3 separate regions of the Homo sapiens genome follow, and all the other regions are linked to region 2. Evidence: read pairs that join two places in POLR2A ChIA-PET (ENCODE). Cell type or tissue: CD4-positive, alpha-beta T cell. All regions are shown on one strand. Links, peaks and the distances in the headings refer to the core of each region. The heading gives the core; the rest is flanking DNA. Region 1 overlaps LOC124904656 (a long non-coding RNA gene). Region 2 overlaps GATAD2A (GATA zinc finger domain containing 2A). Region 3 holds the start of LOC124904656 (a long non-coding RNA gene).

Region 1 (10,536 bases), core at 2,177-7,176, 87 kb after region 2:
ATCATGTGGGCAAACTGGCTAAGTGACATTCACATCCAAATAGGGAAATGGGAACGGAGCCAGGCCACTCCACAAGAGACAAGGGAGGCGGAGCCTCAGTGGTAGCTAGAAAAGTGAGGGTTCCCTGGTGCTAGCCTGTGAGACCTCCTGTTGATGCTGTACCCTTGGACAAAGGAAGCAGTGCCCACTGGCAATGAGGAATGATGGCTAATTAATACCAGTGGGAAGGGTAATAAGCAGAAGAGCTAAAGCACTCTGGTGTCAATGACAGTGGCGGTTCAGGTGCACAAAGCAAGGTGCCCTCCATCATTACCCCCTAAGATTATTGGACTGCATAATTCATTTGGGGCTGGGTGCAGCTACTCACACCTGTAATCCTAGCACTTTAAAATTGCTTGAGCCTGGGAGTTCGAGACCAGCCTGGGCAACATGGTGAGACTTTGTCTCCACAAAAAATAAAAAATTTAGCTGGGCGTGGTGGTGCATGTCTGTAGTCTCAGCTATTCAGGAGGCTGAGGCAGGGAGATCACGTGAGTCCAGGAATTTGAGGCTGCAGTGAGCTATGATAGTGCCACTACACTCCAGCCTGGCCAGAGTGAGACCCTGTCCCCCCATACCCCAAAAAAGAAAACATATTTATTTGGATTTGCCAAGCACTTTCAGGTTCACATATGTTAACTGTTAATCCATTACAACCTGCATCCTTTGGGAAGCCCATCAGAATTGGTCTTGGTTCTTCCAGGGAAAATGTGTTGAAAAAGTCAGTGTCTAGGCAGGATGCGGTGGCTTACGCCTGTAACCCCAGCACTTTGAGAGGCTGAGGCCGGCAGATCATTAGGTCAAGAGATTGAGACCATCCTGGCCAACATAGTGAAAACTGTCTCTACTAAAAATACAAAAATTGGCCGGGCACGGTGGCTCATGCTTGTAATCCCAGCACTTTGGGAGGCTGAGGTGGGCCTATCACCTGAGGTCGGGAGTTCAAGATCAGCCTGACCAACATGGAGAAACCCTGTCTCTATTAAAAAAATATATATAAAATTAGCCGGGCATGGTGGCACTTGCCTATAATCCCAGCTACACGGGAGGCTGAGGCAGGAGAATCGCTTGAACCCGGGAGGCAGAGGTTGCAATGAGCGGAGATCACGCCATTGCACTCCTAGCCTGGGCAACAAGAGCAAAACGCAAAACTTCGTCTCAAAAAAAAAAAAAAGTAGCTGGTCTTGGCGCGTGCCTGTAGTCCCAGCTACTTGGGAGGCTGAGGCAGGAGAATCACTTGAAACCAGGAGGCAGAGGTTGCCGTGAGCCGAGATCGCACCACTGCACTGCAGCCTGGCAACAGAGCAAAACTCCGCCTCAGGAAAAAAAAAAAAAAAAAAAAAAAAAAAAATATATATATATATATATATATATATATATATATATCTAATGTTACAGATTCTGGTTTATTGGCTAATTACTATACATTTTTTCAGTTTAAAAAAATAATCTTGGGTCGGGAGCGGTGGCTCACGCCTGTAATCCCAGCACTGTGGGAGGCTGAGGCGGGCGGATCATGAGGTCAGGAGATCGAGACCATCCTGACTAACACGGTGAAACCCCATCTCTACTAAAAATACAAAAAAAGAGTTAGCAGAGCGTGGTGGCGGGGGCCTGTAGTCCCAGCTACTCCAGAGGCTGAGGCAGGAGAATGGTGCGAACCGGAGAGGCGGAGCTTGCAGTGAGCTGAGATTGCGCCACTGCACTCCAGCCTGGGCTACAGAGCAAGACTCTGTCTCAAAAAAAAAAAAAGAAAAGAAAAAAAATCTTATTTTATATACGTCTCTCAGTATAATTTTTTTCATGACATTTCAGCGTGTTGATGATATGTTTATGTGTGCCTCATTTCGGTGCCTTAAAGTACTTTGAGACCAATATTTTGATAACAGTTAAAGAACTGTTAAGAATGAGATACTCTCTGGGAGCAGTGGCTCACGCCTGTAATCCCTCCACTTTGGGAGGCCGAAGCAGGCGCATCACCTGAGGTCAGGATTTCTAGACCAGCCTGCCAACATGGCGAAACCCTGTCTCTACTAAAAATACAAAAATTACGGGCGCCTGTAGTCCCAGCTACTTGGGAGGCTGAGGCAGGAGAATGGCGTGAACCTGGCAAGGTGGAACTTGCAGTGAGCCAAGATTGAGCCACTGCATCCAGCCTGGGAGACAGCGAGACTCCGTCTCAGTAAATAAATAAATAAATAAATAAATAAATAAATAAATAAAACAAAAATTAGCCAGGAGCGGTGGCAGGCGCCTGTAATCCCAGCTACTCAGGAGGCTGAGGCAGGAGAATCACTTGAACCTGGGAGGCAGAGGTTGCAGTGAGCCAAGAGTGTGCCATTACACTCCAGCCTGGGCGATAGAGTGAGACTCTGTCTCAAAAACAAGAAAAAAAAAAGAAAAAGTCATTGTCTATTTCCAGAGAGAAACAGACACAGCCAAACCAACAGGTTGGCCTAAATACTCCTGCTGCTTCACCAGAGAAAGTCAGGTAGCACCTGAATTATACAGAGGTGGGGAGCAGAGTATAGCTTTATTAGTGTTGGTTGGCTAGAAAATCTGGAATTAAGTCCAGATGGAGCTCAGGAACTCTTTCAGCCAGGCCTTTTTAGATCTCTAGGTCAAAAACCTAACAGCAAATCTTCTTGTAATTAAGTGGGATTAGACCCTTTTCTGAGGCAAAAGGTATTAGGTAGACACTAGACGCCTGAAGTATAGAAGACTTCTAAGTCAAAACAGTGACTTCCCTAACCAGGAAGGAATGCATTTCTGAACTGGAGGGAGTTCATTTTGGGCACTTGTGGCCACTTTGCATACAGAAGGGAGGAGCCCAACCCAGTGTTAGATGGGAAAAAGATGCCTTATGCTACTCAGGGAAAAGAATTCACCTTGAGATTCTGTAGGATCTGAGCTCTTTTGCATCCCAGACACACAGTTACATCTGAGTGTAACTGAGCCTAAAATACAGGTCAGGGCTTTCATCCACATGCATTTCAAGCCTTTCTCTTGGCTTCTTTTCCCCTCTTTTTGCCTTTTCTTCCTTTCTTTCTGATTTTAGAGACAGGGTCTTGCTCTGTTGCTGAGGCTGGAGTGCAGTGGCATGATCACAGCTCACTGCAGCCTCAACCTCCCCAGCTCAAGCGATCCTCCCACCTCAGCCTCCCGAATACCTGGGACTGCAGGTGCAGGCCACCACGCCTAGCTAATTTTTAAGTTTTTTTGTAGAGATGGGAGTCTTATTATGTTCGCCAGGCTGCCCTTGAACTCCTGGGCCCAAGCAATCCTCTCACCTCGGCTTCCCAAAATGTTGGGATTACAAGCGTGAGCCACCACACTCAGCCAACTTTATTATTATTATTTTTTAAAGAGATGAGGTCTCGGCCAGGCACGGTGGCTCACGCCTGTAATCCCAGCACTTTGGGAGGTCGAGGTGGGCAGATCACGAGATCAGGAGATTGAGACCATCCTGGCTAACATGGTGAAACCCTGTCTCTACTAAAAATACAAAAAATTAGCCGGGCGTGGTGGAGGGCGCCTGTAGTCCCAGCTACTTGGGAGGCTGAGGCAGGAGAAAGGCATGAACCCAGGAGGCGGAGCTTGCAGTGAGCCAAGATGGCACTACTGCACTCCAGCCTGGGCGACAGAGTAAGACTCCGTCTCAAAAAAAAAAAAAAAAAAAAAAAAAAGAGATGAGGTCTCATTATGTTGCTAGTCTCACTTTGAACTCCTGGGCTTCAAGCTAGCCTCCTATATCAGCCTCCCAAGTCACTGGAACTACAGGTGTGTGACTACACCCAGCTGAGCCCTTTTTAAGATCCAGGTCTCAGGCCGGGAGTGGTGGCTCACGCCTGTAATCCCAGCACTTTGGGAGGCCGAGGCAGGCAGATTACGAGGTCAGGAGTTCAAGACCGGCCTGGCCAACATAGCGAAACCCTGTCTCTACTAAAAATACACAAATTAGCTGGGCATGGTGGCGGGCGCCTGTAGTCCCAGCTACTTGGGAGGCTGAAGCAGGAGAATCGCTTGAACCTGGAAGGCGGAGGTTGCAGTGAGCCAAGATCACCCCACTGCACTCCAGCCTGGGCGACGGAGCAAGACTCTATCTCACCAAAAAAAAAAAAAAAAAAATCCAGGTCTCAGTGCCAGGCGCGTTGGTGGCACGCACCCATAGTCCTAACTACTTGGGAGGCTGAGACAGAAGATCACTTGAGGAGTTTTAAGGCTGCAGTGAGCCAAGATTATGCCACTGCACTCCAGCCTGGGTGACAGAGCAAGACCTTGTGTCTAAAAAGCAAGGGGGTGGCCAGGCACGGTGGCTCACGCCTGTAATCCCAGCACTTTGGGAGGCCGAGGCAGGTGGATCATGAGGTCAGGAGTTTGAGACCAGCCTCACCAACATGGTGAAAACCCTGTCTCTACTAAAAATACAAAAATTAGCTGGGGGTGGTGGTGCATGCCTGTAATCCCAGCTGTTTGGGAGGCTGAGGCAGGAGAATCGCTTGAGCCTGGGAGGTGGAGGTTGCAGTGAGCCGAGATCACGCCACTGCACTCTAGCCTGGGCAAAAAGACCAAGACTCCATTTCAAAGAAAAAGAAAAGGAGGCGGAGTGGGGTGGGGCCTCAGCTTGTGGACAGGCATTATGGTCACAGGAGCTACTCTTGTCCTTCCTGAGTTGGGACTGAGCACAGCAGCCCAGCCAGCTGGTAGGAGGGAGTGGCTGATCACTTGGGCCTGGGAGGAGTCAGGAGTTTATTCTGACCGGAAGAGGAAATGACTGTTTCGCAAAGTGCACTGAGCTTTGAGCTTTTTTTACCCCGCTGGTAAAATTATTTGTTTGAACTTCATCAGCTTCCTTTATTCAAGGATGTCATTGAGCATCTAGGGTGGCCACATTTAGCAAGTGAAAATATAGGATGCCCCATTAGATTTGGATTTCAGATCAGTCACGAATGAATACCCTTTTAGTATAAGTGTATCCCAAAGCATCTTCCATGTGCCAGGAGTCAGTCTGGGTTTGGATAATCCACTTAATACACAGACTGGTGCCTTCCAAGGAACTGGTCAAACACGAAGGTCAGAGTCTTTTGTGGCTTGGGAGACACAAACAGGCTGCAAAATCCACTTCAAAATCCACTTCCAGGTCAGGCACAGTAGCTCATGCCTGTAACCCCCCAACAATTTGGGAGGCTGAGGCAGGAGGATCGCTTGAGGCCAGGAGTTTGAGACCAGCCTGGGCAACAAAGCAAGACTCCATCTGTACAAAAAATAATTTAAAAATTGGCTGGACATGGTGGCTTACCCCTGTAATCCCAGCACTTTGGGAGGCTAAGGTAGATGGATCATTTGAGGACAGGAGTTTAAGACCAACCTGACCAACATGGCAAAACTCCATTTCTACTAAAAATATTAATACAAAAATTAGCCAGGCGTGGTGGCATGTGTCTGCAATCCCAGATACTCTGGAGGCTGAGGCAGGAGAATCACTTGAATCTGGGATGGGGAGTTGCAATGAGCAGAGATCACACCACTACACTCCAGCCTGGGTGACAGAGTGAGACTCTGTCTCAAAATTAATTAATTAATTAATTAAAAACTGTCTAAGTGTGGTGGTGTGCATTTGCAGTCCTAACTACTCTGGAGGCTGAGACTGGAGGATCCCTTGAGCCCAGGAAGCCGAGGCTGCAGTAGGCTACAATTGTGCCACTGCACTCCAGCCTGGGTGACAGAGCAAAACCCTTTCTCTAAAAAAAAAGAGTTAAAAATGTTGCTGGGCACGGTGGCTTATGCCTGTAATCCCAGCCTTTTGAGAGGCTGAGGTGGGAGGATCGCTTGAGCCCAGGAGTTTGAGAACTGCCTGGGCAACATAGTGAGACCTCATCGCTACCAAAAAAAAAACAAAAACAAAAAAAACTCTACTTTGGCCCCAAATTATGACCCGTGTGGGTGTCCCCAATTCTAGTTAGATGCCCATGTTGTATTGGTCAAAATGCCATTGCCGGACAGGCATAGTGGCTCACGCCTATAATCCCAGCGTTTTGGGAGGCCAGGGCAGGAGGATCACTTGAAGTCAGGAGTTTGAGTCCAGCCTGGCCAACATGGTGAAACCCTGTCTCTACCAAAAATACAAAAATTAGCCAGGTGTGGTGCTGGGTGCCTGTAGTCCCAGCTACTTGGGAGGCTGAGGCAGGAGAATCACATGAGCGTGGGAGGCGGAGGTTGCAGTGAGCCGAGATCGCACCTGTGTACTCCAGCCTGGGCAACAGTATAACAGCGCGAGACTCCATTTCCAAAAATAATAATAATAATAATAATAATAATACCATTGCCATCTCCTGCATCACAGATGATACAGCAAATGTTACCTGGGAAAGCGAAGCTGGATGTTTAGTTTCTTCGGCAGCCAGACACCAGTCCTGACCCTTTACACAGGAGTTAAGAGAAAGTGTCCTTTTCTGAGGTTAGGGATTGGGGCATGTTCAGCACTTGCTGACCGCAGTGGCTTTGAGTACTGAGGTAAGTTTCTTGAAAAAGTTTCTAGCAAGAGATGCTGTGGCCATGGGCTACAGTTCCTGTCACGGGGCTGAGTGTATACAGTCGTGGGATCTGTGTGCAAAGCCCACCCCGGTCTCGTACCCGGCTGACAATGCATGTGGGTGTCCCCACAGCCAGACCAGGCCTGGGTGTGGCCAGCGGACATTCCAGGACACACCCAGGGAAGGAGTGTGTCACAAAGAATGCCCTGAAAAAGAATCCCCTTCAGCGAGGAACAGTGGCTCAGGGCTGGAATCCCAGCACTTTTGGAGGCTGAGGCAGGATTGCTTGAAGCCAGGAGTTCAGGACCAGCGTGGGTAACATAGTGAGACCCTGTCTCAATAAAAAATTAAAATAAGGCTGGGCGTGGTGGCTCACACCTGTAATCCCAGCACTTTGGGAGGCTGAGGCGGGTAGATCACGAGGTCAAGAGTTCTATCTAGACCATCCTGGCCCACATGGTGAAACCCCGTCTCTACTAAAAATACAAAAAAAATTAGCCGGGCTCGGCGGTGAGGGCCTATAGTCCCAGCTACTCAGGAGGCTGAGGCAGGAGAATCACTTGAACCTGGGAGGTGGAGGTTGCAGTGAGCTGAGATTGCGCTGCTGCACTCCAGCCTGGGCGACAGTGAGACTCCGTCTCAAAACAAACAAACAACAACAACAACAAAAATAAATAAATTAATTAAAAAATTAGCTGGGAGTGATGGCACCTGCCTATGGTCCAAGCTACTTGGGAGGTTGAGGAGGGAGGATTGCTTGGGCCTGGGAGTTTGAAGCTCCAGTTCCTGGCTACATCATGCCACTGCACTTCATCCTGAGAAATAGAGTAAGACCCTGTCTCCACACACAAAAATTATTTTATTTTTATTTATTTATTTATCTATTTATTTATTTATTTTGAGACAGAGTCTCGCCCTGTTGCCCAGGCTGGAGTGCAGTGGCACAATCTTGGCTCACTGCAATCTCCACCTTCCAGGTTCAAGAGATTCTCGTGCCTCAGCCTCCTGAGCACCTGGTACTACAGGCACCCGCCACCACACCTGGCTAATTTTTGCATTTTTAGTAGAGATGGGATTTCGCCATGTTGGCCAGGCTGGTCTCAAACTCCTAACCTCAAGTGATCCACCCGCCTCGGCCTCCTACAGTGCTGGGATTATAGACGTGAGCCACCGTACCCAGCCCCAACATTTTTTTTCAATTTGACTTTAGATTGGAGTGGCCAGAGAGGAGGGGGACCAGGCCTAATTGCACCTGGTGAATTTTTAAATTTTATGTAGAGATAGGGTCCCATCATGTTGCCAGGCTGGTCTGAAACTTCTGGGCTCAAGTGATCCTCCTGCCTCGGCCTCCCAAAGTGATGGGATTACAGGTATGAGCCATTGACGCTGGCCAAAAAAAAAAAATTTTTTTTTTTGAGACAGAGTTTTGCTCTTGTTGCCCAGGCTGGAGTGCAATGGTGCGATCTCGGCTCACCGCAACCTCCACCTCCCGGGTTCAAGCAATTCTCCTGCGTCAACCTCCTGAGTAGCTGGAATTATAGGCACCCACCACTACGCCTGGCTAATTTTTTGTGTTTTTAGTAGAGACAGGGTTTTCACCATGTTGGCCAGGCTGGTCTCGAACTCCTGACCTCATGTGATCCGCCTGTCTCAGCCTCCCAAAGTGCTGGGATTACAGGCGTAAGCCACTGCGCCTGCCACCCCCCCCTTTTTTTTTTTTTAAGACAGAATTTCTTTCTGTCTCCCAGGCTGGAGTGCAGTGGCATGATCCTAGCTCACTGCAATCTCTGCCTCCCAGGTTCAAACTATTTTCATGCCTCAGTCTCCCAAGTAGCTGGGATTACAGGTGCCCACCACCACATCCAGCTGATTTTTGTATTTTTAGTAGAGACGGGAGTTTCACCATGTTGGCCAGGCTGGTCTGGAACTCCTGACCTCAAGTGATCCACCTGCCTTGGCCTCCCAAAGTGCTGGGATTACAGGCGTGAGCTACCGCACATGACCAAAGAGAAAAAAATTTTTTTTTTGAGACAGATTCTCACTCTTCGCCCAGGCTGTAGTGCAGTGGTGCAATCTTGGCTTGCTGCAACTTCCACCTCCCAGGTTTAAGTGATTCTCCAGCCTTAGTCTCCCAAGTAGCTGGAACTACAGGCACAAACCACCAATGCCCGGCTAATTTTTGTATTTTTTGTAGAGATGGGGTTTCACCATGTTGTCCAGGCTGGTCTGGAACTCCTGACCTCAGGTGATCCACCCGCCTTGGCCTCGAAAATTGCTGGGATTATAGGTGTGAGCCACCGTGCCCAATTTTTGTATTTTTAGTAGAGACGGGGTTTCACCATGTTGGCTATGCTGGTCTCAAACTCTTGGCCTCCCAAAGTGCTGGGATTACAGACTCCCGAAGTGCTGGGATTTTTTTTTTTTTTTTCTGAGACAGAGTCTCGCTCTGTCGCCCAGGCTGGAGTGCAGTGGCGTGACCTTGCCTCACTGCAAGCTCCGCCTCCCGGGTTCACACCATTCTCCTGCCTCAGCCTCCTGAGTAGCTGGGACCACAGGTGCCCACCACCACGCCCGGCTAATTTTTTGTATTTTTAGTAGAGATGGGGTGTCACCGTGTTAGCCAGGATGGTCTCGACCTTCTGAGCTCGTGATCCACCCGCCTCGGCCTCCTAAAGTGCTGGGATTATAGGCGTGAGCCACCGTGCCCGGCCTGTGCTGGGATTTTTTGCCGCACTTGGCAAAAAAATTTTTTTAATAAAAAGGATCCTCTTGTCATATAGGTTTTGGGTATAGGGAGAACTAGTTGCCAAGAAAAAAAAATCCCGTGAGTGGAGGAGCTGAGTAGGACTCAGGGGTCACTTCCTTCGGTGGGTACCAGAGGATGCTCCGGAGAAGAACAGCCTGGAGTGATTAGGTCACTTTTCCTGGGGAGCAGGTTGCTCAGGAAGCAGCATGGTGGCCGGTGTGTGAAGTATTAGGGGCATTTGGATCCAGGACCCGGCTCTGAGACACTTACTCGGGTTCCTTTAGGGTCAGGCCTGAGTCAAGCCAGGGCCTGGGCCGGTGTCTGGAGTGCCCCAGCCCCCTGGGCACGCGCTGTTGGGTTACACATTATACAAGAGAGTCAGGGACTGACCCTGGCCAGCAGACACTGTCATCAGCTGACCTGTCTGCCGTGTATTCTGCCCTGGATGTACCACCATCATCCACAAGTGCAGTTCTGGGCATGTGAGTCTCAGTCCAGTGGGGGCAGAAGGATGATGGCTCTGGTCTGGGGCCTCAGAGATTTGATTTCACACCTGAACACAGGGGCCCAGGCACTTTCTGAGCCTTCAGTGTCCTCCTGGATGTGCTTCCAGATGTCAGCTGAGTACAAGGTGGTGGTGGACTGGCCCTCCATAAATGCGACAGGCAGCCTGGTAGCCGCGATACCCTCCCAGTGTCCCCTGAGGGGTGGCCAGACAGGAGGGGACCAGGACCAGAGCCTGCAGTCCCCACCCGAGTCACTCAACTGTGCCAGTAGGGGACACAATTCCCCAGATGCCTGGGTCTTGGTGGCCCCATCGCCGAAGCTGGAATGTTGTCCAGCTCTGATCAGCTGGCCCAAGGGGGGCCTGCTTGCCTCCTTTTTTTTTTTTTTGAGACGGAGTTTTGCTCTTGTTGCCCAGGCTGTGTGCAATGGCGTGACCTTGGCTCACTGCAACTTCCACCTCCCAGGTTCAAGCAATTCTCCTGCCTCAGCCTCCTGAGTAGCTGGGATTACAGGCGCCCACGACCATGCCTGGCTAATTTTTTGTATTTTAAGTAGAGACAGGGTTTCACCATGTTGGGCAGGCTGGTCTCAAACTCCTGACATCAGGTGATCTGCCCACCTCGGCCTCCCAAAGTGCTGGAATTATAGGCATGAACCATCGCTCCCAGCCCTCCTTTTGGTCTTGTCACAGCGTCCCCCACCTCCTCCCCT
Region 2 (5,000 bases), core at 1-5,000:
CTGTTGGGGATGAGGTCCCCAGGTGGACAGGGAGAATGCACCTCCACCTCCAGGACATAGCACCCTTCCCTGTGACTCAAAGAAACCCCCATGCTCCCCACTCTGCCCCTGTTCCAGCCAGGCAGGGCCCCTCCCAGCACAGCCTCCCACCCTGTAAGCTCTGGGCTCAGTTCCATGAAGCCCATTTGAACCCAAGACCCTGAATGAGTTCTCGAAGCTGCTCCAGCCCACATGGACAAGGTGGAACTGACAGCCAGATCAGGGGGGCCGTGCCTGTGTGGCCTCACTTCGTTCTCACTGGTATAGGACCAGAGGCTACCCAGAGGTTCTGAGAGATGCAGGATGGAGCAGGGCCTCAGGTGCCCAGCAGAGCTGCTCCCTCCAGCCCCAGAGACCTCTCTTGTTGGGCCCCCTGTTGTGGTAGCAGGTCAGGGTCCTCAGCAGAGGGCTGGCTGGCGTGTACTCAAGGTGCACAGCAGCTCACTATGAAGCCTAAGGCCTGGAACTCTGCCAATCCCAGGCCCGGCACTGACGGCTGGCCTCACAGCGCCCGCCTGCCCTATGCCTGTGCCTCCCAGAGGCAGGCCACTGCGGGGCGGGGCCCTGCGGCACCCCTCCCCCACCTCAGGAAGGACAGGCACAGCTGGAGGGGGTGGGGCCAGCCCCCGAGTGCAGGGGGCTCCTTTGGCAGGAGCCTCCTCCACTGCCAAGACCAATGACGCAGGGCCTGCTACTGGCCAATCCTCGGCCACCACAGGACACTTGCTCCTGGGGAGGGCAGGTGCCAGTAAGGAGTGGCTCCTCCCTCCTCGAAGCAAGCGGGACTAGTGCCCCCAGCACAACAGGGCTGGCGGCCACCGCACAGCAAGCACAGACCCAGGAGCAAAGTTGTCAGGAAGAAGAAAGCGCGACAGATGACTCCTGCAAAGAGCAGTGGGGGGTACATTAGAACACTTCCTAAAAGTAGGTGAAGAGGCTAGGTCACCCTGACTGGCAAATGAGGATTCATTTCAAAATTCCCAGTGACAGGGGAGAGTGAGGGGAAGGCAGCTCCGGTGGCGGAAGTTCCAGGCAAGGGTTGTGCGGGAGCTGCCAGTGCATGGAGAGTAGCCCCGTCCTGGGGGCTGAGATCCTCTGCCGGCTGCTGCCTGCACAGACAGATCCCAACAGCAGTGTGCCCATTTGAAAGAGGAGAGCACTGAGGCTGCCAGGGCTGCCTGAGACACAAGGTTGAAGGTCAGCCTCACCCTCCTCCTCACTCTCTCCAAACACCCCAGGCCGGACTGCAAGCCAGCACAGATGAGCAGCACCAGCAAGGCTGAGTGGGCATCGGTCTCCTCTGATACGTCCCGCACACACTGGGCTGGCAGGTGGTGGGGGCGTAGCCCAGCTCTTCCTCAACTAGGGGCCAAAAAGGACAGGTTCCAGCCACACTAGAGACCCCACACAGGTACAGCGCAGCTCTGACCGGGAGCACCTCCATGGGCTTTAGGGCAGATAGGAATGCTGCTTTATTTTCGTAAAATGCCACCATCCAACTGGCCTGAGAGCCTCAGGCAGAAAACATGTTCTAGAACAATTCCAAAAGGCTGACTGATGCTGTGGCAGGAACCAGAACTCTTAAAGAGGACTTGGGGGACAAACAGAAGGCACCCAGCACACTTCTGGCACACCAGGCCAGTACGCATCTCTTGATAATTAAAAGAGAAATTAAGTACATGACACAAATCATAAAACCAAACCCCTGAGATCACAATGCTAATACTAACTCTACCATAAAATGCCATCTGTGGCACCCATCACTAACATACCCATAGTAACACCCTTATTTCAGACAGGAAGAAAGTGAGGCTTCGCAGTAAGTGGGTTAAAGCACTGGCGGGAGCAGCAGGGCTGATGCTCTTAACGGTGGATTTTAGGCGTCTTTCTGCCTCCTCACCCGACAGCAGCTCACCGAGCCTCCACTGTGGGCTGGGGACTCAGTGGTGAACAAGACAGAGGGAACACCATCCACCCCCATGCTGGAAAACGAGCGAAATGACAGAGGGTGTTGGTGACGGTGCTGTGGGGACACGAGGCAGAGCACGGGGCAGTCAGAGCACACAGAGGGACGGGGGCTGGGTGGAACGGGCGGCACCGGAAGCCAGCCCTGAAGGAGACAGGGCCTGAGCGGAGACATGTGCTGGGGGAAGCACTGGCCCAGGCCGGAGGGGAGGAATCTGGCTTGCTCTAAAGGATCACCTGGCTGGAGGACTGCAGGGCAGGGGAGCGGTTCCTATGGTGCAGCTACACTGGGGAAGGGGACAGAGCAGAGGGGAGTTGGGGCACTCCGGAGGGGGTTGCTTTCTTTCACTTGTTTTTGCCTGAGCAACTGGACCAGTGGGGCTGGCTTTTCTGAGATGGGGAGGAGCAGATTTGAGGAAGGAAGGTTGGGCTACAGTTCGGATGTGCTGAGTGCGAGGCCCACGATGAGCCCCACGGAGATGCTGAGGAGCAGAGCCCTGAACCTGGGGGCAGCCACTGTCCTCAGGAGGCACAGGGCACCTCAGGGCACCTCTTCCTATCAGGAAGGAAGAAGGGCCCATGAAGCAACCAGTGCTGAGTCAGATGATGACAACGGGGTCCAGGTGCTAGCCTCGCTAGCTGTGAGCTGCGCCCAACACTCAAGACACAAGGACCCTGTAGGCACACAGCTGCAGCAAGCCTGCGCCCAGGTGCCCACCTCCAGAGCGCCCCTGTGGCCCTGCCCTTCACACAGATTGATGCACAGCACAGATGGGCCTCTGGACCCAGAACCCCTGTCTACTCTCCTCCCGGCAGCATAGCCCGAGGAAGCTCCCAAAGCCACATCCTGGATCTGTACCCCCTTCAGTGGCTCTCCCACTTCCTAAGAGTCAAACCAGGGTACCTTGTTGTGGCCCAGAAGGACCTGTTGAGGGGGTAAGGAGAGAATAGGTGGGCCAAGTTTTGGCATTGGCAGAGCCTGCCTGACAAGCATACTTCTTTCCCATGCAGAACAGACACCTCCATCTGCTCAGAACTGTGGCCCGAGCCACTTCCTGACGCACATCTCTGAGTAACAGTGACTAGGACTCATTCCGGAAGGAAGCCACACCGGAAACAGCAGCTCTGGACTTCTCAATGTCAAACTTCATTAAGGCCAAGTACGAGAGATACAACTTAACTTGAGAGACAGAAAGGTGTTCCAAGCAGTCAGCTCCTACAACTAGACACAGCAGGGAACAGAGACTTGGTCTCAGCTCCATCACACACACGCTGGCTGGCCATGGGCCAGGGGAGAGGTCTGTCAATCAACCACAGGACCAAGGACACAAGATGGACACAGAAGCTTCAGTGGGCCAAGAGAGGATGCCACTGCCCCTTCTTCCACAGTGTTTATCAAAGATGTCCATGCAGCTTAAATTATCTACCCTCTGTGCCACATGCTAGATAGAGACTCTCAAATTCTAAACAGTCAACCCAAACTTTTTTCTTTAAGAACAAGGTCTCACTATGTTGCCCAGGCTGGACTCAAAACACCTGGGCTCAAGTGATGCTTGAGCTGAGCCTCAGTTTTCCCATCCCTACTTCACAGACAATGCTATGTGAAGAAAAATGGAAAGAACTGTGGGAGAAAAGTTGCAGAATAGCATAGTACCATTTACATGGTTTAAAAAAAAAAAAAAGGTGTATATAGGGAAAAAACTGAAAGTAACTTCACTAAAATCAAAACTGAAAGGAACTGGACCAAAATCAGTGGTAGTAATCTCTGAAGAGTAGATTATTAAGAAACTTTCACTTACTATAGTAAACATTTCTGTATTGCTTGAATTCTTTAACAGTGACTATGAATCAGTCCTGTATTCAAAGAAAGCAAGGATTAAAAAAGAAAACCAGATAAAACAACAGCCCCACCTGCTAAGGATGAGAATCAAAAGCACAAGTGTGAAGCCAGGCACAGTGGCACATGCCTGTAGTCCCAGCTACTCAGGAGACCAAGGCAGGAGCATCACTTGAGCCCAGGTGTATGAGTCCAGGCTGGGCAACATAGTGAGGCCATGTTTCTTAAAGAAAAAAGGAAAGAAAGAAACTAACAAAGAAAGACAGTACCTCATCCAGGCGAGGAGGAAGGAGGCTCCCTAGGGTGAGAAGCTCTGGAGAGAGGGGGAAGCTGGCTCCTCCAATACTCCAACGCATAGGACTAAGGACACAAGATGGACACAGAAGCTTCAGTGGGCCGAGAGAGGATACCACTGCCCATTCTTCCAGTGTTTATCGAAGATGTCCACGCAGCTTAAATCATCTACCTTCTGTGCCATATGCTAGAGACTCTCAAATTCTAAACAGTCAACCCAAACCCCCCAGCTCATTCCCACAGCCCGCCTTCTATATAGGCCACAAGCCTCCCTGAGTGGCCACAACCACCAGGCCACAGCGTACCTCACCAGAGCCCTGGCAACAATCTCCGTGCCACTCAGGAGCTTCATCTCTCACTGCAACTCAATGTTAAGCTCTCAATGGCAGAAACTTTTTTTCACCATTCATCTTCATTTTCAGTGTAGAGCAAACAGTATGGGCTTGGTATGCACTGCTGAGTTACGCCTACGTTTCTGTAAATTAGACTCATGAAGCATGTGATTCCCAGGGTTGCCCTACAGGGCAAAGAGGAGCAAACAAGTAAAGTGCTTTCATTTAAAACTCCAAGACATGGGGACTGAGATGGCGTCTCCCAGACTGAGGCCAGGGCAGGAAAAGGAATTAGGCGAGACGTTCCAGGCAGGGGAACAGCATGCGCCAAGCAGCTGAGCAGGGAGGGTTTCAGGCCAAGGAAGGGAAAGCCGTGGTGAGTCCTGAACTACAGGCTTTCTCAAAAGGAGAACAGATGTCTACTACTCACTGGCTGACGCTGGGTTCTTAACCCTTGGTGGCCTGAAAAGTAAAGACACACCAGAGATACAGACATCTTCTCTCTCTCATGTTATCAGGATGGACCCCAGCCT
Region 3 (10,536 bases), core at 3,326-8,325, 75 kb after region 2:
CTCCCCTCTATTCCACTGCCCCCCGACCCCTGCCCCAGCCTCTAAGCTGAGTTAGCATCTCCACAGCCCTCTGGGCCTTGGGAGCTTGAGGTGCATTCTGATCTCCTCGTGGGCACTAAGCCACACACTGGCCCTCTCAAAGTACTATTATTGTGTGGCGTCAAATGGCTTTGTACATCACTTTCCCAGTCTTTTGTCCCCAAATCTGATCTATTACAATGAAAGAATGGCTCTTCTTTCAAGGTTCTAAAGTGTAAGAACAGATCACTCACCAGGTAACTGCTGGACTCACTCACTCAAGCAGTCTCATAATACGCATGTGATCCCTTAGGCGTACATAGTTCATCTATTTTCTTCTTCCCACAATTCTTCAAGTCCATTATAATCTTCTATCTTGCCTGTGGTCTAATTAGAGTAATACATCTCCCTACTTGCCCTTAATTCACAAATTACCCCATTTTACAGGGGGAGACACCAAGGCCAAGAGAAACACAAATGCCCTGCCATACAGTAAACCCATCTCACATCTGGTATCAGAACACAGAAAACTCTTGCTAAGAGACGCAGTAGGGGAGTGGGTTTTCCAAGAGACATACCAAGTTTCTTTCTCTTTGGGCATTTTTAGCCTTGGCAGAATATCAAGCGCTTCCTGGTCTGTGAGTCCAGGCCAGGAATACAACAAGCAGCCTTTACTGCACACCAACTGTGTGCCAGGAGCTGTGCTGTCCACCTCCAGTTCATCATCTCGGATTCATTCATTCATCCATCTAGTAAGCACCTCCCATCATCAGTAAGCAACTTGACACACACATTCACAGCAATGTGTTCCCTCGAATATTTAATAACATGCCAATTTTGTGCCATCACTTGTCCAAGGCCACATAACTAAGAAGGGCAGCACCAGAATCTGAACTGGCTCCTTCTGACTTCAAAGTTGTCCATTCCCTTTTTAACATCCCATCTGCTGGTCCTATAGGTTTTATTTAAAATAATAGGTCGGTCACAGTGGCTCACGCCTGTAATCCCAACACCTTGGGAGGCTGAGGCGGGCAGATCACTTGAGCTCAGGAGTTTGAGACTAGCCTGGGCAACATGGTGAGACCTCGTCTCTACCAAAAATACAAAAATATAGCCGGGCGTGGTGGCATGCGCCTGTGGTCCCAGCTACTTCAGAGGCTGAGGTGGGAGGATCACGTGAGCCAGTAGGGCAGAGGTTGCAGTGAGCCGAGATCGCACCACTGCACTCCCGCCTGAGTGACAAAGTGAGACCCTGTCTCAAAAAAATAAAATAAAATAGTAAATACGTGCAGGCACTTCTCTACCCTCACCTCAGGCACTTCTCTACCCTCATCTCAGTCCCAAACTCCCCTCCAACTTTCCCTTCCCCTGAGGGCAGTGCCTACAGCTGACCAGGAAGAGGCAGGAGAAGAGCAACCAAGTCTGCAGCAGCCTCCTGCCTGGACTTGACTTAGCCCAGCAGCAGAGGGCCCAGGAAAGTCTCCAAGCACTTCTCCCCAGAAGAAAATAGCTCGAGTTGAAACTTGTGTCCACATGGTCCACCGACAGATTTAGAACTCAAATTATAGCCTCGGCAGGAGTCTTCACAAAGGACTCAAATTAAGCAAGACCCAGATGGAAATGAACAGGAGAGAGACTGCCCTCAGTCAAACTGTAAAGTGAACTGCAGTTCCAATGGAGTCAGAGGGAAGAACTTGTTGAAATGCTAAACCAAACACTAGCGCAGCCTATACTTCAGAACTCTACTTCAGTCAAACTCTCCCCACATTTTTAGCTTGAGACTTGTGCGTGGACACGAAGTGGTTACAAGTTACTCAGGTTTCAAACTGAGTTCATTCCTGTCCTTTGGACCATCTCTCAATGCCAGCATTCATCTACTTGGGCTCCACAGAGCTCTGCATTTGGCAAAGCAGATAAAATTAGCTACTGGAGTGAACTTGGAATCCAGGGTGGGCCATTAAAAAAAGTACATATGAGATTTGTAAACGCCACGTAAAAAGTTCCTTTTGGGCCAGGCCAAAGTCACCTAAAACTTACAGAAATGTCGTCAAATCCTGTCCCTTGCCTCCCTTCCCCTGTTTCTGGATCTAAGGTGATCCATTTCCTGCTTCTTGCTCTGTCTTTCAAACCAAACTGGCCTACGAACTAGGGATCCTATTTGATCAAGGATTGAATCAGGGGGTCTCGGGAGAGAAAATGCAACAGGAAGAGATGAAGGAGAGTTTTCTTTTCCTTTTTATTTTGATTTTTTTTCAGCACGGGGAGGGAAGGTTAAGTTATACTATGCAGGGGGAGGACTGAGGGATGGGACAGGAAGTGGGTCACTCCCACAGCTTGACAGTGTGATAATGGGGATACAATGTTTCTCCCTTGTCCCTTTTGTCTTCACAAAGGCCTGACAACACTGTGATGGCCTCACGGCTGGAAAATGGAGTAACTAAGGTGGTCATCTAGTAGCAGCTCCTGCTCCCCCAAATCTAGCAGGTCTTAGAGGGACATGAGGAAATCATGCTTTTTGACTTTCCCCTCCAGCCACAAAATCCTCCAGGCTCCTGGAAACCGAAATAAAAGTCCAGAGAATACCCCTAGAGTGGCAACAAAGACTGAAGGAGGGGTACATTTCTGCTCTCTTCCTCCACAGTTGGGGGAAAGTGGGTGCCACAGACAGAAAGAGGAGAAGCTTGGCCGGGCGCGGTGGTTCACGCCTGTAATCCCAGCACTTTGGGAGGCCGAGGCCGGCGGATCACCTGAGGTTGGGAGTTCGAGACCACCCTGACCCACATGGAGAAACCCCATCTCTACTAAAAATACAAAATTAGCCAGGTGTGGTGGCACATGCCTGTAATCCCAGCTGCTCAGGAGGCTGAGGCAGGAGAATTGCTTGAACCCAGGAGGCGGAGGTTGCGGTGAGCCAGAGATCACACCATTGCACTCCAGCCTAGGCAACAAGAGCGAAACTCCATCTCCAAAAAAAAAAAAAAGGAGGAGAAGCTTGATGTGAGTGCTCCAAGGATAAATAAAGAGTTTCTCCCTTAGAAAATCAAGAGGAAAGCCTCTAGAAAGAGGGCAAGTGGGAGGCAACCCCACGGAATTCAGAGGGACCCCTCAGGGAAGTGAAGAAGATCCACAGTGTCTCCCATCGGGAGACGGGATATCTTGGAAAAGGGGAGACACACTTCAGAGATGTGAGGAGCCTACAGGAGTGGGATATCTCAAGTTAAGGGGAAAACCTCTGGAGAAACTGGGGACCCCTCAGAAAACTGCAGGATCCATAGAGCATTTGGGGGCCCAGAAGAAATAGAAAAGAAGGATACTGGTAAAGTAGGGGTATACCTCAGAAAACTAACGATCCAGTCAGATGGGCATTTCAAAGAAGTGGGGGACCCCCTCAGGAAAGTGAAGGCACTCATCAAAAAGCGGGGGCCAGGCACGGTGGCTCACACCTGTAATCCCAACACTGTGGGAGGCCGAGGCGGGTGGATCACCTGAGCTCAGAAGTTCGAGACCAGCCTGGCCAACATGATGAAACCCCCTCTCTACAAAAATACAAAAATTAGCCAGGCATGGTGGTGGGTGCCTGTAGTCCCAGCTACTCAGGAAGCTGAGGCAGAAGAGTCGCTTGAACCCAGGAGGCAGAGGTTACAGTGAGCCCAGATCGCACCACTGCACTCCAGCCTGGGAGACGGAATGAGACTCTGTCTCAAAAAAAAAAAGAAAGGGGGACAAGTCAGAAAAGTAGGACCACAGCTGAGAGAGGTGGGGGTGGGGAGATCCCCACAGAGAGGCAAGGCTTCCTCCGAGAAGCAGCAATGTCTTCTGAAAAGAGGGGTCCCCCGGGGAAGAAGGGGTTCCCCAGGGGTCCACAAAAGGTGGGGGATCCCTCAGAGAAAGTACACCCTGATAGAATCAGGGGTCTCTCCTTAGAGGAGTGAGGATAGGGTCTTAGAGAGGCCAGGGCCCCTCAAAGAAAGCGGGGGACCCTCAGAGAGGCAGAGGGTCTCTCAGAGAGATGGGGATTCCCCTCAAAGAGGCAGGGGTCCCTCAGAGAAAGGGACTCCCCTCAGAGGCGGGGGTCCTCAGATAGGAAGGGGTCTCTAGGGAGGCAGGGGTCCCTCAAAAGGATGGGTTCCTGAGAAAAGTAGAGGGACCCTCAGTGAAGAAGGGAGTCCCCTCAGATAAGCGGGAATTCTCAAAGAGTTGGGGATCCCCAAAGAAGGGAGTTAGTTCCTGTCAAAGGCAGGATTCCTCAGAGAGGTGGGGGTTCCCTCCGGCAGGGGTCCTCAGAGAGGCGGGGGAGCCCCTGATAAGAGGGGTTGTCCCCTCAGAGAAGCAGGGTCGCCTAGAGAGACAGGGCTCCCCTCGGAGAGACGGGGGTTCCCTAGAGACGAGGTCCCCTAGAGAGACGGGGTCCCCTAGAGAGGTGGGGATCCTCTAGAAAGGCACGGATCCTCTAGAGAGGCAGCGTTCCCCTAGAGAAGCGGGGTCCCCTGCCTGGAGAGATGGGAGTCCCCTAGAGAGGCAAGGGTCCCCTAGATGGGAAGAAAGTCCCCTAGAAAGGTGGGGGTCGCTAGAAAGATGGGATCCCCTGCCTGGAGAGACGGGGTCCCCAAGAGAGACGGGGTCCCCTAGAGAGGCAAGGGTCTCCTGGAGAGGAGGGAGGCCCCTAGAGAGGCGGGTGTGTCCCCAAGAGAGGCGAGGGTCCCTAAGAGAGACGGGGTCTCCTAGAGAGGCGGGGGTCCCCTGGAGAGGCGGGGGGGCCCAGAGCAGGGGCTCCCCTGAGGGGGAAGTGCTGTGGAGAAGGGAGTAAACTCGGCCAAGGTAGTGCGGGAGAAGCGGAAGCCCCAGAGAGCCTGGGGCACCGGAAACCGGGGACCCGCCAGCGGCGCCTGCCCCTTACTCACCGAAGTTGCTCGGCGCCCTCGCTGACGGCGGCCGACGGCCTCGGGCGGCGCAGTCCGGTCAGGTCTTGTGGCGTCCCGCGGAGGCGACTCCCTCAGGTGGCGCCCGCGGCGGCCGCTGTGGCGGCGGCGGCAGCGGCGACAGGACAGACGACCGACCGACCGACTGCGCGGGCGGCGCGGGGCGCGCTCGGGCGGCGGGGGTGCGCGTGCGCGCGCCGGGGCGCTGACCCTGGGCGGGAGGAGCCGCCGCGCAGCGCTCGGAGCCGCAGCTCAGTCTCGCGGCTCAGTCTCACACTGAAATTGCCCGCTTCACAGCCCGGCTTCCCCGGTTGCTAGGCAGATTTCGCCTCGCACACTTCCGGGTTGAGGCGCGTCTCTCCGAGTGAAGGCGCCACAAGCCAATGAGGTCCAGCCAGGACTCCCAGGACCCGCACCCCATGGAAGGTGTGGCCAGCTTCATGACAGACAGCGCATGACGACCAGTGAGTGCGCGGGCCGGCTGGTTCTCGGGATCGCGCCGCCGGCCGGGGCGGGTCCGAGGAGGCGGGACGGAATGACTGACAGGCATCCTGCCAATGGTAGATGGGAGCGGGCCGCAGAGCCACTCAAGGCCATGCGGGGGCGGGACTTAAACTTCGGGGCGGGAACCCCGCGAGGGGCGGGGCCTAGGGGGACGAGTCAATTCGTGGCCGGCTCCCTGGGACCCCGGAGGGCGGATCGCCTGGGCCACCCGGCGGCCGGCAACTGGCTGGGCAGGGGGTTCCCCGCAGTGCTCTGCAGGGGCTCCCCACCCATAATGCACCGGAGGCGGCCTTGGCCAGGCGGGCGTGGGGCAGCTACGACGGGCTGCGAGCGGCGCCTCTGAGGAGCCCGGGCGCTTCGTGGCCTGGCAGTGTTTCTAAGGGGCTCCGGTGGCCGCGCGCTCTTTCTGCCTCGTCTTGTGGCTTCGACCCTCTCTATCCAGGAGAATCTTGGAGATTCTGGCGCGCGCCCCGGTTCTGAGAAGACTCTGCTTCGGGATTCTTTTCCCTGGCCCCCGTTCTGAGGAGGATCTTCGGAAATCTTGCCCCGACCCCTCTTCTGAGAGAGTTTGGGGGTTTCTTGCCCTGCCCGGTTTTCTGAGGACAATTGCCGGGATCACGATTATGTTGTAGATTCGGGACCCCAGCTCTGTTTCCTAAGAAAACATGGGAGTTCGGGATCCCTAAGGAGCATTTGGAGAATCCAGGGTCCACCGCCTTTTCCGAGGAATATTTGGGGCACATACACTCCTTTTCTAAGCACTCTTGGGGGCCGCTCTCCCTGTCCCTCCTTTATCTGAGGAAAGTGAGGGCTGCGCGCCCCCCTCCACCTTCGTTTCTGAAGATATCTTGGGGATTTTCTGCCTCCCCTGTTTTCTCACTACACGAGGAATTTGGGACTTCAAGCACCTCGCCTCTCTCCAGAGAAGGATGGCAGGAGATGGGCGCCCCTCACCCCTTTACTAAGGAAATGCGACCGGGCGCGGTGGCTCACGCCTGGAATCCCAGCACTTTGGAAGGTTGAGACTGGAGGGTCGATTGAGCCCAGGAGTTTCAGACCAGCCTGGGCAACATGGCAAAATCCTGTCTCTACAAAAATTAAAATCAAAATGAAAAAATCAGCAGGGGTGGTGGCGCACACCTGTAGTCCCAGCTACTCCGGAGGCTGAGGTGGGAGGATCGTTTGAACCGAGAGGTCGAGGCTGCAGTGAGCCAAGATCGTGCCACTGCACTCCAGCCTGGGCGACAGAGCGAGACCCTGTCTCAAAAAAAAGAAAAAAGAAAGTTATCGGGCGCGGTGGCTCACGCTTGTATCCCAGCACTTTGGGAAGCCGAGGTGGGCGGATCACCTGAGGTCAGGAGTTCGAGACCAGTCTGGCCAAGATGGTGAAACCCTGTCTTTACTAAAAATACAAAAATTAGCCGGGCGTGGTAGTGGGCGCCTATAGTCCCAGCTACTCGGGAGGCTGAGGCAGGAGAACCGCTTGAACCTGGGAGGCAGGTTGCAGTGCGCCGAGATCCACCACTGCACTCCAGCCTGGATGACAGTGAGACTCCGTCTCAAAAAGAAAGAAAGAAAAAGAAAAATGCGAGGGAGTTGTGCTCCATGTGCTTTTCTAAGCAGCATCTGAGTGTGGGAGGAAGGGGTCCCCTTTTCCTGAAACTTCGACTTTCTGACGCCTCAGCCCTAGGACAATGCGGTGAGTTAGACCTTTTTAGAAAAGCAACCCAGGCCGGGCGCGGTGGTTCACGCCTGTAATCCCAGCATTTTGGGAGGCTGAGGCGGGCGGATCACGAGGCCAAAAGATCGAGACCATCCTGGCTAACACAGTGAAACCCCGTCTCTACTAAAAATACAAAAAATTAGCCAGGTGTGGTGGCGGGCGCCTGTAGTCCAAGCTACTCAGGAGGCTGAGGCAGGAGAATGGCGTGAACTCGGGAGGCGGAGCTTGCAGTGAGCGGAGATGGCGCCACTGCACTCCAGCCTGGGCGACAGAGGGAGACTCCCTCTCAAAAAAAAAAGAAAACGAAAGAAAAGCAGCCCATTTTGCCCCCTTTCCCTTTTTTTTTTTTTTTTTTTGACACAGTCTCACTCTGTTGTGCAGTGGCACTATCTTGCCATCTCCGCCTCCCAGGTTCAAGCCATTCTCCTGCCTCAGCCTCCAGAGCAGCTCGGATTACAGGCATGCGCCACCACACCAAGCTAATTTTTGTATTTTTAGTAGAGACAGGGTTTCACCATGTTGGCCAGGCTGGTCTTGAACTCCTGACCTCAAGTGATCCACCCGCCTCGGCCTCTCAAAGTGCTAGAATTACAGGTGTGAGCCACCGCGCCCAGCCTCCTATTCTTTTTGAGGAGAATTTTTCCATGCAGCTGTCCACTTTTTCCCAAGGGACACATTTGTGGCCCTTCCCAAATGTGTCCCGTTTGCCTCTTCAGCCCTGCAGTTTCCTTCTCTGCTGAGTAAGATCCTTCCAAGAAGCATTCCTGCTTCACAGTCACCCCCAGATAAAATCAGTCACCCCAAACTCTTGAAGAATCACCTGAGCCTGGGAGGTCAAGGCTGCAGTGAGCCATGATCGCACCACTGCACTCCAGCCTAGGTGACACAGTGAGACCCTGTCTTAAAAAAAAAAAGTCACCCCAAACTCTGGGAAGCAAGAGTATTTTTTTTTCTTTTTGTTTGTTGGTTCTTTGAGACAGGATTTTGCTCTGTCACCCAGGCTGGAGTACAGTGGCAAGATCATGATGGAACCTCCATTCCTTGGGCTTAGGTGATCCTCCTGACTCAGCCCCTGAGTAGCTGGTACCGCTAGTGCATGCCACAAGACCTAGGGGTTTTTTTGTTTGTTTTGTTTTGTTTTGTCTTGTGAGATGGAGTCTTGCTCTGTCGCCCAGGCTGGAGTGCAGGGGGGTGATCTTGGCTCACTGCAACCTCCGCCTCCCAGATTCAAGCGATTCTCCTGCTTCAGCCTCCTGAGTAGCTGGGATTACAGGCGCGTGCCACCACGCCTGGGTAATTTTTGTATTTTTAGTAGAGATGGGGTTCCACCATGTTGGCCAGGCTGGTCTCAGACTCCTGACCTCGTGATCTGCCCCCCTCAGCTTCCCAAAGTGCTAGGATTACAGGTGTGAGCCGCCGCGCCTGGCAACCTAAGTTTTTACATTAAAAAAAAAAAATTTAAAACAGAAGGTCTCCTTCTGTTGCCTGGGCTGGTCTCAAACTCCTGGCATCAAGCAATTCTCCCGCCTCAGCCTCCCAGTGTGGCCGAATTACCTTCCAATGCGCTAGAATTACAGGTGTGAGTCACCGTGCCCAGCCCCAACTGTGTTTGCACCGCTGCTAAAGCATGAAGCATGTACTGTGGCCTACCAGGGATCAGGGCCTTCACTTGTGTCTTCCCCCTTCACTTGATTCTGAACTTCTTGCCTCATTTCCCCTCCAAAGAACCCAGCTTTGTCCTTAGTAGGCAATCCCATTGAATGAAAGGAGTGAAGATGGCAGTAATGAATGAGAAAGACCTGCAACACTGATGATTCAATATGGCAAACTTCTTTTTTTTTTTATTTGAGATGGAGTCTTTCTCTGTTGCCCAGGCTGGAGTGCAGTGGCACGATCTCGGCTCACTGCAACCTCCGCCTCCCAGGTTCAAGCAATTCTCCTGCCTCAGCCTCCTGAGTAGCTGGGATTACAGGCACACACCACAATGCCCGGCTAATTTTTTTGTATTTTTAGTAGAGATGGGGTTTCACCATATTGGCCAGGCTGGTCTTGAACTTCTGACCTCAAGTGATCCGCCCACCTCGACCTCCCAAAGTGCTCGGATTGCAGGCGTGAGCCAGCAGGCCCAGCCGGCAAACTTTTTCGAAGAGACAGGGTCTTGCTATGTTGCCCAGGCTGGACTCAAACTCCTGAGCTCAAGCAATCCTCCTGCCTCAACCTCCCAAGTAGCTGGTACTGTGGTCGAAGGCTGCTGTGACTGGCATGTCAAACTTTTATTGTGCTTACTTTGTACACAGAAGTGTCCAAGGTGCAAAGATGCCTGAATTATATGCTGGAACTTGTGAGTAAAAATAAATGCAGTAAAGGGAAATAGGCTTGTTATACCAGGCAGAATATTATACTGAAGAGGTACCAAGAAACTGTTGTAGGAATGTAGAGGAGGAAGTGATTAAATGAGATAATGGATGTGAAAGTGCTTTGTAAACCATGAAACAGTATACCCAGTAGAAAAGATGATTATTATTGTTACAAGTGCGCTGATGTTCCTGGAAGAAAAATAAAGAATAAATTCAATCACAATGATGGGAGGTTGGCAGGGAGCCCTGTGGGGCCTGACTCCCTGAGCGAGCTCAACCTGTCCCCAAGTGGCAAGGCTGATAGAGTCCTTGGCTAGGGAAAGAAGCCATTGTAAACATGAAGACAAGCTGTTCCCAGAGCACCTTCTGTGCACCTGTGTCATAGTACTTACCACATCCTGCAAGTGTCTGAGGCAGTCCAGGTGGACAATAAACACTTGGACTTTGGTGGTTGGCAGAGCTGGGGTCGAACCCACACCTGCCAGTCCCTAGAGAGGCCAGTTACTGTCTTTACCATATAAGAAATCAGGGCTCATACCTGCAATTGTACCACTTTGGGAGGCCAGGGTGGGAGAATTGAGCCCAGGAATTTGAGACTCACCTGGGCAACATACCGGGACCCCCTCTCTACAAAAAAATAAAATAAAATTAGTGGCCAGGCACGGTGGCTCATACCGGTAATCCTGACACTTTGGGAGGCCGAGGTGGGTAGATCACCTGAGGTCAGGAGTTTGAGACCAGCCTGACCAACAAGGTGAAACCCCGTCTCTACTAAAAATACAAAAATTAGACGGGGATGGTGCAGGTACCTAAAATCCCAGCTACTCAGGAGGCTGAGGCAGGAGAATTGCTTGAACCCGGGAGGTGGAGGTTGCAGTGAGCCAATATCGTATCATTGCACTTCAGCTCTGGGCGACAGAGCAAGACTATGTCTCAGGAAAAAAAAGAAAGGCTGGGCATGGTGGCTCATGCCTGTAATTCCAACACTTTAGGAAGCCGAGGCGGGCGGATCACC

What was found. Peaks named below come from ENCODE experiments on the same cell type or tissue, not always from the same donor. Only the 100,000 strongest peaks of a DNase experiment are listed, where the experiment ranks them.
Region 1: POLR2A ChIA-PET joins it to region 2 with 10 read pairs; 15 of 35 experiments call an interaction of 5 or more read pairs at or near these places.
Region 3: POLR2A ChIA-PET joins it to region 2 with 10 read pairs; 14 of 35 experiments call an interaction of 5 or more read pairs at or near these places.

Annotation. Positions count from the first base shown.
Region 1 is chr19:19,367,455-19,377,990 of GRCh38, reverse strand. All of the region lies in intron 1 of LOC124904656 (a long non-coding RNA gene), which reads left to right. Among named protein-coding and RNA genes, the nearest start is that of GATAD2A, 33 kb to the left of the region's middle. RefSeq lists an enhancer at 5,928-7,127. In CD4-positive, alpha-beta T cell, for the core only: no CTCF peak of the experiment used is centred there; a DNase peak (open chromatin) is centred at 4,790; H3K27ac peaks cover 1,442 bases.
Region 2 is chr19:19,458,055-19,463,054 of GRCh38, reverse strand. All of the region lies in intron 1 of GATAD2A (GATA zinc finger domain containing 2A), which reads right to left. Among named protein-coding and RNA genes, the nearest start is that of MIR640, 25 kb to the right of the region's middle. RefSeq lists enhancers at 1-781, 1,905-2,044, 2,375-2,494, 2,805-3,024, 2,921-3,215. In CD4-positive, alpha-beta T cell, for the core only: no CTCF peak of the experiment used is centred there; DNase peaks (open chromatin) are centred at 564, 2,094, 2,534, 3,084 and 1 weaker place; H3K4me3 peaks cover 2,625 bases; H3K27ac peaks cover 5,000 bases.
Region 3 is chr19:19,380,522-19,391,057 of GRCh38, reverse strand. LOC124904656 (a long non-coding RNA gene) reads left to right here and starts at 4,921. Exons shown (of 2, transcript XR_007067163.1): 1 at 4,921-5,401. It also overlaps a transcript of GATAD2A not described here. RefSeq lists silencers at 4,992-5,131, 5,472-5,811. In CD4-positive, alpha-beta T cell, for the core only: no CTCF peak of the experiment used is centred there; DNase peaks (open chromatin) are centred at 3,803, 4,347 and 5,407; H3K4me3 peaks cover 2,916 bases; H3K27ac peaks cover 2,018 bases.